Linked DNA regions of Homo sapiens: all the other regions are linked to region 2. The links are chromatin contacts, found by Hi-C or POLR2A ChIA-PET in ENCODE. All regions are on one chromosome and are shown on one strand. Each heading gives the region's core, a stretch centred on a gene start or an enhancer-like site at or near the end of the contact. The rest is flanking DNA. Distances are from core to core; before and after follow the strand shown. Region 1 holds the start of CTSV (cathepsin V). Region 2 holds the start of SUGT1P4-STRA6LP-CCDC180 (SUGT1P4-STRA6LP-CCDC180 readthrough). Region 3 has its middle 30 kb from the start of CTSV.

Region 1 (4,360 bases), core at 1,141-3,640, 200 kb after region 2:
GCATGCTCTGCTCCGCTCACTACAACCTCAGTCTCCCAAGTAGTTGGGACTACAGGCATGCATCACCATGCCTGGCTAATTTTTGTTTGTTTGTTTTGTATTTTTGGTAGAGGTGTGATTTCGCCATGTTGCCCAGGCTGGTCTCAAACTCCCAGGCTCAGGAGATCCACCTACCTTGGCCTGCAATACAATATACTTTTGTATTTTTTATATAACCACCTGACAGCTTTGGCCCCTAGTTGTATTTGAGAGGGAAAAGCTGCTATTTATTTAAAGGAAGGACATATAATTATTAATAAATTGATTTTTAAAAAGATGTATTTGCCTGATGGTGCTTCTGAAAAGTTGTCAGTTTAATTGTTTTTAATTTGTTAAAAGAAAATCCATAGCCAAATTAAATTTAAGAGAATTTAATTGAGCAAAAAACAATTCGTGAATCTGGCAGCCTCCAGTGCCAGAGTAGGCTCAGAGAGACTCCAGTGCAGCCACATGGGGGAAGATTTATAGACAGAAAAGGGCAAGTGAGGCACAGAAACTGCAGGATTGGATACAGCTCCATGTTTGCCTTATTTGAACATGGTTTGAACAACTGAACCTCTTTGATTTACAGAAATTCGGGGATAGGCACAAGAGCAGGCTACAGTCTGTTTACACCTCCATTTAGATTACAATTCGCTATGTACAGAGAAACCTTTAGGCCAAACTTAAATCACATGGGGAGGCAGCTTTAGGCTAAACTTGATTTCACAAATTTTCAAATTAACAAGTAAAAACTGTGGATATTATTCAATTTAATCTTTAAGAGTTTATTAATCAATATGCATTATAACTTCATTTTTGTAAAAACAAAAAAAGATATGCCTAGAAAAGGGTTATGGAGAGGGCACAAGGGACGTTTATTTTCTAAAACATATTTTTTATAATGGATTTTTTTATATAACTTTAAAAAGAATTAGAAACGTTTCTGAATTATTAATGATTTCCTTAAATCTTTAGCTACATATATTTCTCCATAAAGAGCAGTTCCTCAAACTGCATCACCTCAACCCTGATATTATATATTTTTATTTTTATTTTTATTTTTTGAGACAGAGTTTCGCTCTGTCACCAGTCTGGAGTGCAGTGGCACGATCTCAGCTCACTGCAACCTCCGCCTCTCGGGTTCAAGCAATTCTCCTGCCTCAGCCTCCTGAGTAGCTGGGACTACAGGCGCCCGCCACCACGCCCAGCTAATTTTTGCATTTTTAGTAGAGACAGGGTTTCACCATGTTGGCCAGGATGGTCTCGATATCATGACCTCGTGATCCGCCCGCCTCGGCCTCCCAAAGTGCTGGGATTACAGGTGTAAGCCACCGCGCCCGGCCGGTATTAAACATTTTTAAAGTAAATTTATTAAATCTCAAAAGAAGCACACTTTGAATACTGAGGAAGAGACGTTGTAACCCATAAGCAGAGAGTAGGTAAGTAAAAGCAATTTCCACCACTCTCAGACTGGGCGTAGTGGCTCACGCCTGTAATCCCACCACTTTTGGGAGGCTGAGAGGGGAGGATCGCTTGAGGCCAGGAATTCAAGAGCAGCCTAAGGAAACTTAGCCAAACTCCATTTCTACAAAAGAAAAATTTTTAAAGCAATTTATTTCACCATTCTCAACGCTTTTCTCTTTTTTATTAACCAAATATTTCTGTAACTCTTTTTTTTTTTTTTTTTTTTTTTTTTGGTATTGAAAGACATGGGAGAAGGAAGAATTCCTGAATGCAACAGACTGGGAAGGACGCACCACAAAACGCTCCGCGGTCTCTGGACACCCTATCAGCTAGTCCCGTCCCTCCTGGTGTCCGGTCTCGACCATCCATCCCGTGTTTTGGGAGTGCCTTTCCTTACCAGATTCTTCTAAAGCCCTGATGCACCCACCCTTAAGTGGAAGGTAATGCTTCTGCTGGGGGCTGTGCGTTCTTCCACTCCGTCCCACCTTTGCCGTGGACTAAACAGGAGCCACTGAACGAGAGTACCCTGGCTCCCGGCCCTGCAGATTTTCACCAAAAACTCTAGGACTAAGTTAAAGTAGGGACTGAAATACCACACAGAGCTCGCTGTAAACCACCCGCTCAGCGCAGTAAGTCGGGATAGTCAGTAGATCTGAGCCCTTGAGGGAGGCGCCTCCCCCTCCTCCGCGCAGCCCCCGGGCGCCCGGCCCAGCTTCCCGCAGCCAGGGTGTATTGAGGTAGGCGCGCCCAGACCTGAGACGGGTTGGGACTGGGCTGCGTCACGCGCGGGCTCTAAGCGCCCGGGGCCCCGCCCAGTGGCCGGCACAGCCAATCGCAGCGCGGGAAGGCGGTGGGGGCGGGGAAGGCCGCCTGGAAACTTAAATCCCGAGGCGGGCGAACCTGCACCAGACCGCGGACGTCTGTAATCTCAGAGGCTTGTTTGCTGAGGGTGCCTGCGCAGCTGCGACGGCTGCTGGTGAGCGCCCCCGACCAGACCGAGGGACAGGGCGAAGGGGGACTGGAGGAGGGAACCCCCCTTTAGGGACACTGAGAGGAGGCGGGCGCTTCTGGGAGTGAGAGCTTCTGCCCGGAGCTCTGCCAGCCTCGAGGTGGGGAACGGGGGAGGGCGGTTGGAGACCCCAGGGAGGCGCCGGCACCACTGGGAGGGCCCGGGCGGGGCAGGTCAGTCATCCTGTGGGCTGAAGCCGGACCGGACCGGGCGGCTTCATGCCCCCAGCCTGGCCGCGGAGCCCCCGCTCCCTGCACCGCCGCAAACATTCTCGGGGCGCGGCGGCGCGTGCAGAGGGCGAGAGCAGGCGGTGCGGCCCCGGTCCTGGCCCGCCCGGAGCTCCGGGAGCTGCCTGCCTCGGTCCGGGCCCTGGCCCTGGGGCCCCTGGCTTCCAGCGGCGCGGCCTTGTGACCCTGCCCCGGTTTAGGGGAGCGAGTAGCACAGACCCAAGTGTGGGACGGCGGGAATAGTGGGTGCTCTCCTTCCCAGTGTCTCCTGGAAAGGGATTCCCGAAAGGTTTTATTCCAAAAGGAGAGGTTGGAAGACATAGCTCATCTCCTGCTGTGTATCAGCCAAGAAGGTGTGAGGTGGTGTTCCTTGGGGATCCGCTTGCATCTACTTGGGATGGTACGTCTTCATTAGTGAGGTTTTGCCTGGATGACCTCAGTACAATTGGTGCAAAACCTGGACCAACTCTTTCCTAGTTTTCTAGTTGTTGCCTTAAGCTTCTCACCCGTCAGGTATCTTTCACACCCTTCTCATACCCTAAATTATCGCATATGCTGTTTCAACGCCTCCAACTCTGCAGGCTGCTTTTAATTTTGGTGGGCCCATCAAATACCTCCACTTGGCCTGTTTCAGCCTCTTCCACAGTCCTTGGGGAAATGCTAGGGAGAATAATTGAAATATTTCTATTCCACGGGGGCTGTAAGATGGCTTTTTAGGATTGGTCTAATCAGATACTCATTTCTTTTCTCTTTCTAGGTTTTGAAACATGAATCTTTCGCTCGTCCTGGCTGCCTTTTGCTTGGGAATAGCCTCCGCTGTTCCAAAATTTGACCAAAATTTGGATACAAAGTGGTACCAGTGGAAGGCAACACACAGAAGATTATATGGCGCGGTTGGTAACATCTGAAACTGTCCAGAGGGACTCTGGAGAGAATGGTCCTCGCTGTTGGGAGTTGATAGCCAGAGAGTAGCTTCTAGACACCAGACCTTACCAGGCAATAACCTAACAGCACCCATTATAGGTGCAATATGGGCATATATCTCCATTGTGTCTTGGCTTGGAGAACAGCTCCCAGAGAAGTATCAACCCATCCCTGGCCATGGTTTCTCTTCCATTTCTGCCCGCAAATCGGCTTGGTGAACATGGGTTGGGTAAGTAGACATAAAGTCCACCAGCTATATGTTTGCCTCTAGAATGAAGAAGGATGGAGGAGAGCAGTGTGGGAAAAGAATATGAAAATGATTGAACTGCACAATGGGGAATACAGCCAAGGGAAACATGGCTTCACAATGGCCATGAATGCTTTTGGTGACATGGTGAGTGTGGCAAGGATTGCTGAACTCTGTGCTGCTTCTCAGTTCTTCACCAAAATAGTCTTGCTTTTAACATTTTATTTACTTCTCCTTGAAGACCAATGAAGAATTCAGGCAGATGATGGGTTGCTTTCGAAACCAGAAATTCAGGAAGGGGAAAGTGTTCCGTGAGCCTCTGTTTCTTGATCTTCCCAAATCTGTGGATTGGAGAAAGAAAGGCTACGTGACGCCAGTGAAGAATCAGGTGAGACAGCGTCAGATTCAGACCCTGTCTCCACAGGAAAGCCAAGAAGGAATTGGTGTCATTGCTGTGGTAGATGGTGG
Region 2 (4,193 bases), core at 1,596-4,095:
CGTCATGCTGTTACTGCTGGCCCAAGAGCCACACATTAAAAACCAAGGTACCAGTGCTAACCACATGACTATTCTATCCAGTTCTACTCCTAGGTATATACAATCAAAAGAAAGAAATGCATGTGTTCACCAAAATACACAAAAGAGTACTCACAGAAACTTTATTTATGCTAGCTAACAACTAGAAATAAACCAGACGTCCAATTAGAATAAATTGTGCTATACTTACATTTATACAACATATATTTATACAATTATACAATGGAATACTACACAGCAATGCAAAAGAACTACTGCTTCACACAATATGGATGTATACTCATGGAATGATTAAAGCAAAAACAGACTGCGTACATTGAACAAAGCACCTACTATATGATTCTGTTTATGAGTCCAGAACAAGCAAAACGAACAGATGGTGATGGAGGTCAAAACAGTAGTCAGCAGGACAGTAAGAAGAACTGCTGGCTGGGAAGGAGCATGAAGGAACCTTATGAATGGAAATGCTCTATATCTTGATCTGGGTGGTGTACACGTATCTAAAAACTCATCAAACTGTAGACTTAAAATTTGTGTTATTTACGTATGTCATATATGCCTCAATAAAAAATTTAAGGCCGGGCATGGTCACACCTATAAACCCAGCACTTTGGGAGGCCGAGGTAGGCAGATCACCTTAGATCAGGAGTTTGAGACCAGCCTGGCCAACATGGCAAAACCCCATCTCTACTAAAAAGTACAAAAATTAGCCGGGTGTGGTGGTGTGCGCCTGTAATCCCAGCTACTTGGGAGGCTGAGGCAGGAGAATCGCTTGAACGTGGGAGGCGGAGGTTGCAGTGAGCCGAGATCATGCCATTGCACTCCAGCCTGGATGACAGAGTGAAACTCCGACTCAAAAAAAAAAATTAATAAGTAAAAGAAGATAGAAAGTGACAATGAAGTTTATTATATTAATATTCTTTAAAAGCAACTTTTTTTTTTTTTAAGACAGAGTCTCACTCTGTCACCCAGGCTGGAGTGCAGTGGCACAATCTCAGCTCACTGCAAACTCTGCTTCCCAGGTTAAAGCAATTCTCCTGCCTCAGCCTCCTGAGTAGCTGGGACAACAGATCCACACCACCACACCCCGCTAAAGTTTGTTTTGTATTTTTAGTACAAACAGGGTTTCACCATGTTGGCCAGGTTGGTCTCAAACTCCTAACCTCAAGGGATCCACCCTCCTTGGCCTCCCAAAGTGCTGGGATTACAGACATTAGCCACCGCGTTGAGCCTAAAAGCAACTTTTATACAAACTGGATTTCCAAAGGATGCACTAGCCCTAACATGACAATTAAGAAATGTAAATTCAAAGTAATAGCTATCTAATATAAGAAATTACAGAGAAAAATTTTCACTGCTTCCTGTAACATTATCCCAAAACTGATCCCAGAAGCCTTATTGCTGGTATCTAAAGGTCTATATATTTAGATTCAAAAAACATACCTGGGCCCTAAAAGGCCATACAGGACGTGGCTCCGAGTTTCCTGTCCAACCTTATCTCCTAATCAAATGGGCCCTCTAATAAAAAGGGCCTTTTTGCTGCTCCATACACAGGCCAACTTCATGCCTACTTCAGGATCTCTGCACTGGCTCTTGGTCCTGCCTGGAATGCTCTTTCCCCAGAACTTCTAAGCGAATTCTCTTGCTTCTTCAGGTCTCTGCTCAAATATCACCTTAACAGAGGCTCCAGCACCCTATGGCACATTTCTTATAAAAGCCATAGCTAGAAAAGACGCCGTCTTGCCTCAAATTGTTAACGTTACTTATGTTAGATTATAACAACAAAACAGGGTGTCCTTTTTTATGTGCTTTAAAGCAAAAAACAAACAAACAAAATGAAAAACAAAAACCTCCTGGTTAAATTCTGTGACCCACAGCATCATTTATCTTTAGGCTCTTCTTTAACTCCTATTATTTAACTCTTGCTCTTTTACATTCCTTTACAGCTTTATAGTTTGTCTTCACTGCACACCTGCAAGAAGTGATTTCTTGGTTAGCTAAGTATATAACTAAGACTAACCCATAGCAATCAGCGCCTTTGCACACAGCAACTCCTAAAACATTTTTTGATGAATAAACAAATGAGTGAATAATGAACTATGACAAGACATCTGGAAAGTTTCAGGGACGTGAGGGAAAAGGTTTTTGTTCCAGTAGACTGACTTCATACCGGCACTTTTACATAAGAATGGCAACAATGATGTCAAACGAAAAAATTAATTTTCATCGAGCCCAGAGTCCACTTTTCTCTTCTAGTCATAACTGCCATTAAAAAAAAAAAATCCTTTCAGCCCAACTACAGTTGTCAACCATGTTCCCAATAAATGGAGGAGGTTTTTCTCAGAAGTGCAGGAATGCAAGAGTCTGGAAATGGAAAGGGCAAGACAGGAGTCTGAGGTAACGCGAGGAGACTGAGAATCTCAATACTGGGGCGGACACGCAGTAACCACAGGACCCTGGGTCCCAATCAGGTGCTGCTGGGAGGAGGCGCGTCAGCCAGGGGTGGAGGAAGCAGAAAAGGCTCTCTCACCTCTAACGCCGCAGTGGATTAGAGCATCTGAGAAGCTCTGGAAAAAACCTCTCAGGAAAACAACGACTTCAGCAGGACCCACTAGCCAAGGAAAGGGGATAAAATAAATAGCAAAGGGAAGGAAAAACACGCACCTCTGGGATGCTGCAGGTCCTGTTGCAGCCGCCGCCATCCCTCGAAGCCACCGTTGCTTCTGCCAGAGCTGCTACTAGCGCGCTTATCAGCTCCGCCACCGCCCAAGGGGGAAACTTCTGCAGAAACCCCAACCGAGCTTCCGTCGTAAGTAGCCAACGAGCAGCCACGCAGCGTGCTGCTAGCGGGGCGGGAGGCTACGCGCGGGCGCGTGGCCTGCTGGGGCAGTGGAGGACCGAGTCTTCCCAGCCCGCACCCTGGCCTGGGACCCGCGCTCCCAGTCCCGGGACCCGCGCTCCCAGTCCCCGCCCCTAGCAGCCATGGTTATGGAGGCCCGGGCCAACACGTTCTCCTTCTCTTCCACCGCGCCCACTGCTGCGGTCACTCGGACCAAGCCTCCAGGAGTAGTAGCTCAGAAGCACTTTTGTAGCATACCGTTACCCCTCAGGAGCTTAGCGGTTAAGGGCGTTTGCATGTCTTTTAGTAACACAAGCTCCAGGCCGGGCGCCGTGGCTCACGCCTGTAATCCCAGCACTTTGGGAGTCCGAGACGGGTGGATCACGAAGTCAGGAGTTCAAGACCAGCCTCGCCAAGATGCTGAAACCCCGTCTACGAAAAATACAAAAATTAGCCGGGCGTGATGGTGGGCGCCTGTAATCCCAGCTACTGGGGAGGCTGAGGCAGGAGAATCGCTTGAACCTGGGAGGCAGAGGTTGCAGTGAGCCGAGATCGCGCCACTGCACCACAGCCTGGGCGACAGAGCAAGACTCCTTAATAAATAAATAAATAAATAAAAAATAAATAAAATAAGCTACTTCGAGCTCCGTTTTCCCTAGGTTTTATCATGGCTGCCACAGGTGGCCAAGCCCTTTCGTCTCCGTGATGTCACTGGAGGCTGCGTGGTCTTTTCAGGGAACAGAGGGGCCTGGATGGCGCCTGGATTCCGGCGATCGTTGCGCTGGGAATGGAAAAGGGCTGGGACTCGCTGGAAGTCGTTCTGAACTAATAGAGCTAAAGGCCTTCTGGTTCCTGGGGAGACGCGCCTGGCCCCCGTGTACTATTCATTCCCTTCCTCATAACTCCACAGCCCAGGCTTTCTTCTTAGTGGGCTTCCTAGACCGAAAGTGATCTCAGGGCCGCTTTGTTTCCCATCCCGGTCGGTCAGGCCCTCCGTCAGCGCCCTTTGACCCATGCAGATCGGATGGGGAAAGCTGCCAGCGCCTTCCAGGGATGGGGGCAGAATGGGGAGCTGGAGGGAGTGGTCTTTTTCTAACTTTATACCACTATCAAACTGTGTTAATTCATGTAGCTTTATAATAAGTCTTGAAGTCCTGTGACTTTATTCTCCCAAGATTGCTTTGGCTTATTCTAAGGCTATTGTATTTGTAGGTGAATTTTGGAATTAGCTTGTCAGTTTAAAAAAAAAACAAAACTGCTAGGATTTGTACTGGGCTTGCGTTGGATCTGTAGATCTGTTTGGGGAAAACTAGTA
Region 3 (4,415 bases), core at 73-2,572, 230 kb after region 2:
CTAGCATGAGCAGGTAGCAGTGTTTTTCTGAGTGTGTGGACGTTGGGAGAACAGTGAATGCTTTTAATCATATATGTTTGTATCATATGCTAGTACCCCTGAATTATGTGTTTTTCCTGTTTGCAGTTTCTAATGTCACCTCCGGGTGCTGTGTCCTATAGCCCCTATATGAATTGATTTCATTTTAATGTGTTGGAATTTCCTTACAGCTTGGTTTCAATGACACTCATGATTTCAGGTTCTTAGATGCTACTAGTAATCACAGGGAAGATTGTCCAGCTGATAACTTTTTTCTTTTTTGTTTTCTGTGTTTTTTTTTTTGAGATAGGGTCTTGCTGTCATCCAGGCTGCAATGGCCAGTCATGGCTCACTGCAGCCTTAAATTCTTGGGCTCAAGCAGTCCTCTCACCTCAGCCTCCTGAGTAGCTGGGACAACAGATATGTGCCACCATGCCTGGCTTTTTTTTTTTTTTTAATTTATTTTTTGTAGAGATGGAGTCTTCCTCTGTTTCCCAAGCTGGTCTCAAACTCCTGGGCTCAAATGATCCTCCTGTCTCAGCCTCCCAGTTTTGGGATTATAGGTTAGAGCCATGATGCTTGGCCTGACAACTTTTTTCTACCTTATTTGGCAAAGAGATATATTGACCAGAAAAAGATACTGGCAGAGAGATGTCATAATCTGAAAAATAAAAGAGAATCAAGTATTTACTCCAAGAGATCATTTCCTTCTAGAAAAGGGAGGTGTGTCGCCGGGCACGGTGGCTCACACCTGTAATCCCAGCACTTTGGGAGGCCGACGTGGGCGGATCACAAGGTCAAGAGATCAAGACCATCCTGGCCAACATGGTGAAATCCTGTCTCTATAAAAATACAAAAGTTAGCTGGGCATGGTGGCAGGCGCCTGTAGTCCCAGCTACTCAGGAGGCTGAGGCAGGAGAATCGCTTGAACCTGGGAGGCGGAGGTTGCAGTGAGCCGAGATCGTGCCACTGCACTCCAGCCTGGCGACAGACTGCACTCCAGCCTGGCGACAGAGCGAGACTCCATCTCCAAAAAAAAAAAAAAAAGGAGGTGTGTGTTAGCTGTTTGCGTTGCTGTAAAGGAATACCTGAGAATACCTGAGACTGGGGAATTTATCAAGAAAAGTGGTTCTTTAGGCTGTACAGGAAGCTTAGCACCAGCATCTGCTTCTGGTGAGGGCCTCAGAAAGCTTGCAATCAGGACAGAAGGCGAAGGGGAAGCAGCTTATCAAGTGTGGGGGAGGGAGCAAGAGAGAGAGGGGAGGAGGTGCCAGGCTCCTTTTAGCAATGAGATCTTGGCCGCGTGCGGTGGATCACTTAAGGTCAGCTGGAGACCAGCGTGGCCAACATAGTGAAACCCCGTCTCTACTAAAAATACAAAAATTAGCCGGGTGTGATGGTGCATGCCTGTAGTCCTAGCTACCTGGGAGGCTGAGACAGGAGAATTGTTTGAAACTGGGAGGCACCACTGCACTCCACCCTGGGTGACAGAGTGAGACTCTGTCTCAAAAACAAACAATAAACAAAACCAATCACATCTTGTGGTAACTAATGGAGCGAGGACTCACTCATTACTGTGAGAAGGACACCAAACAACTGAGAAGAGATCAGCCCCCATGACCCAAACAGCTGCCACTAGGCCCCACCTCCAACACTGGGGGTCACATTTCAACATGAGATTTGGAGGAGACAGATATCCAAATGCTATCTGCCTTAAAAACAAATTGGATAGTTTGGTTTTCTATTCTGTGGAAGAATTTGTGTAAGATTGGTAATACAGTTCTAGAACTTTATAGTTCTTGGCCTTTTGGAGATTAATTCTAGAACAGCGTAGGTTTTCTGTTTGATTTTTAGTTCTGTCAGTTTCAGTAAGTTGTGTTTTGTTGGGAATTTGCCCATTTTATCTAAAATGTCAAATTAGTTGGCATAAAGCTGTGAATAATGACCTCGTAGGCTCTTTTCACCTTCTGTAGGGATTCTTGGTGTGCATTTCCTTTTTTTTTTGAGACGGAGTTTCACTGTTGTTGCCCAGGCTGGAGTGCAATGGTGTGATCTTGGCTCACTACAGCCTCTGCCTGCCGGGTTCAAGTGATTCTCCTGCCTCAGCCTCCCATGTAGCTGGGATTACAGGCATGTGCCACCATGCCCGGATAATTTTGTATTTTTAGTAGAGATGGGGTTGCACCATGTTGGCCAGGCTGGTCTTGAACTCCTGACCTCAGGCGATCCACCTGCCTTGGCCTCCCAAAGTGCTGGAATTACAGGCGTGAGCCACTGCGCCTGGCCCTTTTTTTTTTTTTTTTTTTTTTTAAGAGGTGAGGCCTCACTCTGTCATCCAGGCTGGAGTGCAGTGGCGCACAATCATAGCTTGCTGTAACCTTAAACTCCTGGGTTCAAATGATCCTCCTGCCTCAGCCTCCCTAGTAGCAAGGACTATAGGCACGTGGCACTATGCCTGGCTAGTTTTTAAATTTTTTTGTAGAGATTGGGTCTCACTGTGTTGTCCAGGCTTGTCTTGAACTCCTGGCCTCAAGTAATCCTCCAGCCTCAGCCTCTCAAGAGTGCTGGGATTATAGGCATGAGCCACCATGCCTGGCTGGTACTCTGCATTGATAACTTGTGCTTTGTCTTTCAAAAAATATTTAATTTTGCAGGATCTTCTGGATAAATATTCACAAATATTGCATGTGTTGATAATTTTATATCTTATTTTGATGTTAAATGAACTAGAATATCCAGAAAAGTATTCAATGGTAATGGTAAAAGTGCATACAACCTCCTCTACGTAACAGGAATACATTAATTTTTTCTTACTGTTAGGTATCCTTTTGGCTGTATACACGTAAACATGCTTTATTACCCTATGGAAGCATTTTTGAAATTTCTCAGTTTCAGCTGGACGCGGTGGCTTACGCCTATAATCCCAGCACTTATGGAGGCTGAGGCAGGCGGATCACGAGGTCAGGAGATTGAGACCATCCTGGCTGACGCGGTGAAACCCTGTCTCTACTAAAAATACAAAAAAATTAGCCAGGCGTGGTGGTGGGTGCCTGTAGTCCCAGCTACTTGGGAGGCTGAGGCAGGAGAATGGCGTGAATCTGGGAGGTGGACCACGCTTGCAGTGAGCGGAGATCGTGCCACTGCACTCCAGCCTGGGCGACAGAGCGAGACTCTTTCTCAAAAAAAAAAAAAAAGAAATTTCTCAGTTTCTTACATGTGTTCTCTCTTCCCCTTTTCCTCTTCCCTTCCTCCAGTTCAGCATGTCATAGAACTTTCACAAGTGGTTATGAAATCTTAGATATGCTATGGAGAAAGAGGTTATGGCATAGCAAGAGCATTGTTCTGTGAGAATTGGAGAGAAATCTATTCTTAATGTGTATTTATTTATTTATTTTTGAGACAAGAGTCTTACTGTTTCATCCAGGCTGGAGTGCAGTGGTGTGATTATGGCTCAGTGCACCCGGGAACTCCAGGGCTCAAGTGATCTTCCTGCCTCAGCCTCCTGGTAGCTGGGACTACACGTACGTCCCATCATGCCTGGCTAATTTTTAAATTTTTATTTGTAGAGATGTGCTCTTGCTTTGTTGTCCAGGCTGGTCTCGAACTCCTGGCTTCAAAGAATCCTCCTGCCTTGGCCTCCCAAAGCATTGGGATTGCAGGTGTGAGCCACTGTGCCCAGCATTAGTCTGACTTTTTTATAGTTAGCTTTGTATTTGCTTGTCTTTTTTAAACAACCTTATTCAGTTTAATTGACATAAAATAAACTGTATGTGTTTGGAGTGCACAGTTTTGTGTTGTGACATGTCTATACACCTGTGAAACCATTATCATAATCAAGATAGTAAACATATTCATCACCCTCAAATGTTTCTTTTTACCTCCCTCTACACCTCCATTTCCAGGCGATAATTTATCTACTCTGTCACTATATATTGGCTTGAATTTTCTTCCCCCTTTTTTTTTTTTTGAGATGGAGTTTCACTCTTGTTGCCCAGGCTGGAGTGCAATGGCGTGATAACGGCTCACCACAATCTCCGCCTCCTGGGTTCAAGTGATTCTCCTGCCTCAGCCTCCCAAGTAGTTGGGATTACAGGCATGCGCCACCATGCCAGGCTAATTTTGTATTTTTAGTAGAGACGGGGTTTCTCCATGTTGGTCAGGCTGGTCTCAAACTCCCGACCTCAGACCATCCGCCCGCCTCGGCCTCCCAAAGTGCTGGGATTACAGGTGTGAGCCACTGCCCCCAGCTGGTTTGAATTTTCTAGCTTTTTTTTGTTGTTGTTATTTTATAAATACAGCATATTCTCCTCTTTGGCTTTTAAAAAGTTCAGCATAAATTATTTTGAGATTTATCAGTGTTATGTAAATCGGTAGTTCATTCTTTTTAATTACTGAGT

Evidence for each region. Hi-C counts contacts between places; a loop is a spot of excess contacts on that map. ChIA-PET counts read pairs that join two places held with the same protein, here RNA polymerase II (POLR2A). Pooled maps may share reads with other maps.
Region 1: a map of Caco-2 shows a loop between it and region 2 (2.7-fold over the local background). The contact joins the promoter of CTSV here to the promoter of SUGT1P4-STRA6LP-CCDC180 in region 2. A Hi-C loop is called at or near these places in 1 of 168 maps with a recorded cell type or tissue (Caco-2) and 6 of 50 pooled maps. POLR2A ChIA-PET finds 5 or more read pairs at or near these places in 12 of 52 experiments (A549, A673, H1 and 7 more).
Region 3: a loop to region 2 is called in a map of naive thymus-derived CD4-positive, alpha-beta T cell, with 10 times the contacts of the local background. The contact joins the enhancer-like site here to the promoter of SUGT1P4-STRA6LP-CCDC180 in region 2. A Hi-C loop is called at or near these places in 1 of 168 maps with a recorded cell type or tissue (naive thymus-derived CD4-positive, alpha-beta T cell) and 7 of 50 pooled maps. POLR2A ChIA-PET finds 5 or more read pairs at or near these places in 2 of 52 experiments (A673 and activated B cell).

What each region holds. Positions count from the first base shown.
Region 1 is chr9:97,037,172-97,041,531 of GRCh38, reverse strand. CTSV (cathepsin V) reads left to right here and starts at 2,390. Exons shown (of 8, transcript NM_001333.4): 1 at 2,390-2,461; 2 at 3,479-3,614; 3 at 3,917-4,039; 4 at 4,134-4,280. The coding sequence starts at 3,489. RefSeq lists a silencer at 2,046-2,355.
Region 2 is chr9:97,237,078-97,241,270 of GRCh38, reverse strand. SUGT1P4-STRA6LP-CCDC180 (SUGT1P4-STRA6LP-CCDC180 readthrough) reads right to left here and starts at 2,845. Exons shown (of 45, transcript NR_036529.1): 1 at 2,704-2,845. It also overlaps the pseudogene ANKRD18CP, the pseudogene SUGT1P4 and the pseudogene SUGT1P4-STRA6LP. RefSeq lists enhancers at 2,444-2,603, 2,612-3,437 and a silencer at 2,390-2,684.
Region 3 is chr9:97,006,703-97,011,117 of GRCh38, reverse strand. It overlaps the pseudogene SLC71A3P. Among named protein-coding and RNA genes, the nearest start is that of CTSV, 30 kb to the left of the region's middle. Within about 2 kb of position 1,322, at least 3 of the 41 ENCODE cell types and tissues checked have a DNase peak (open chromatin) inside an H3K27ac peak, as active enhancers do.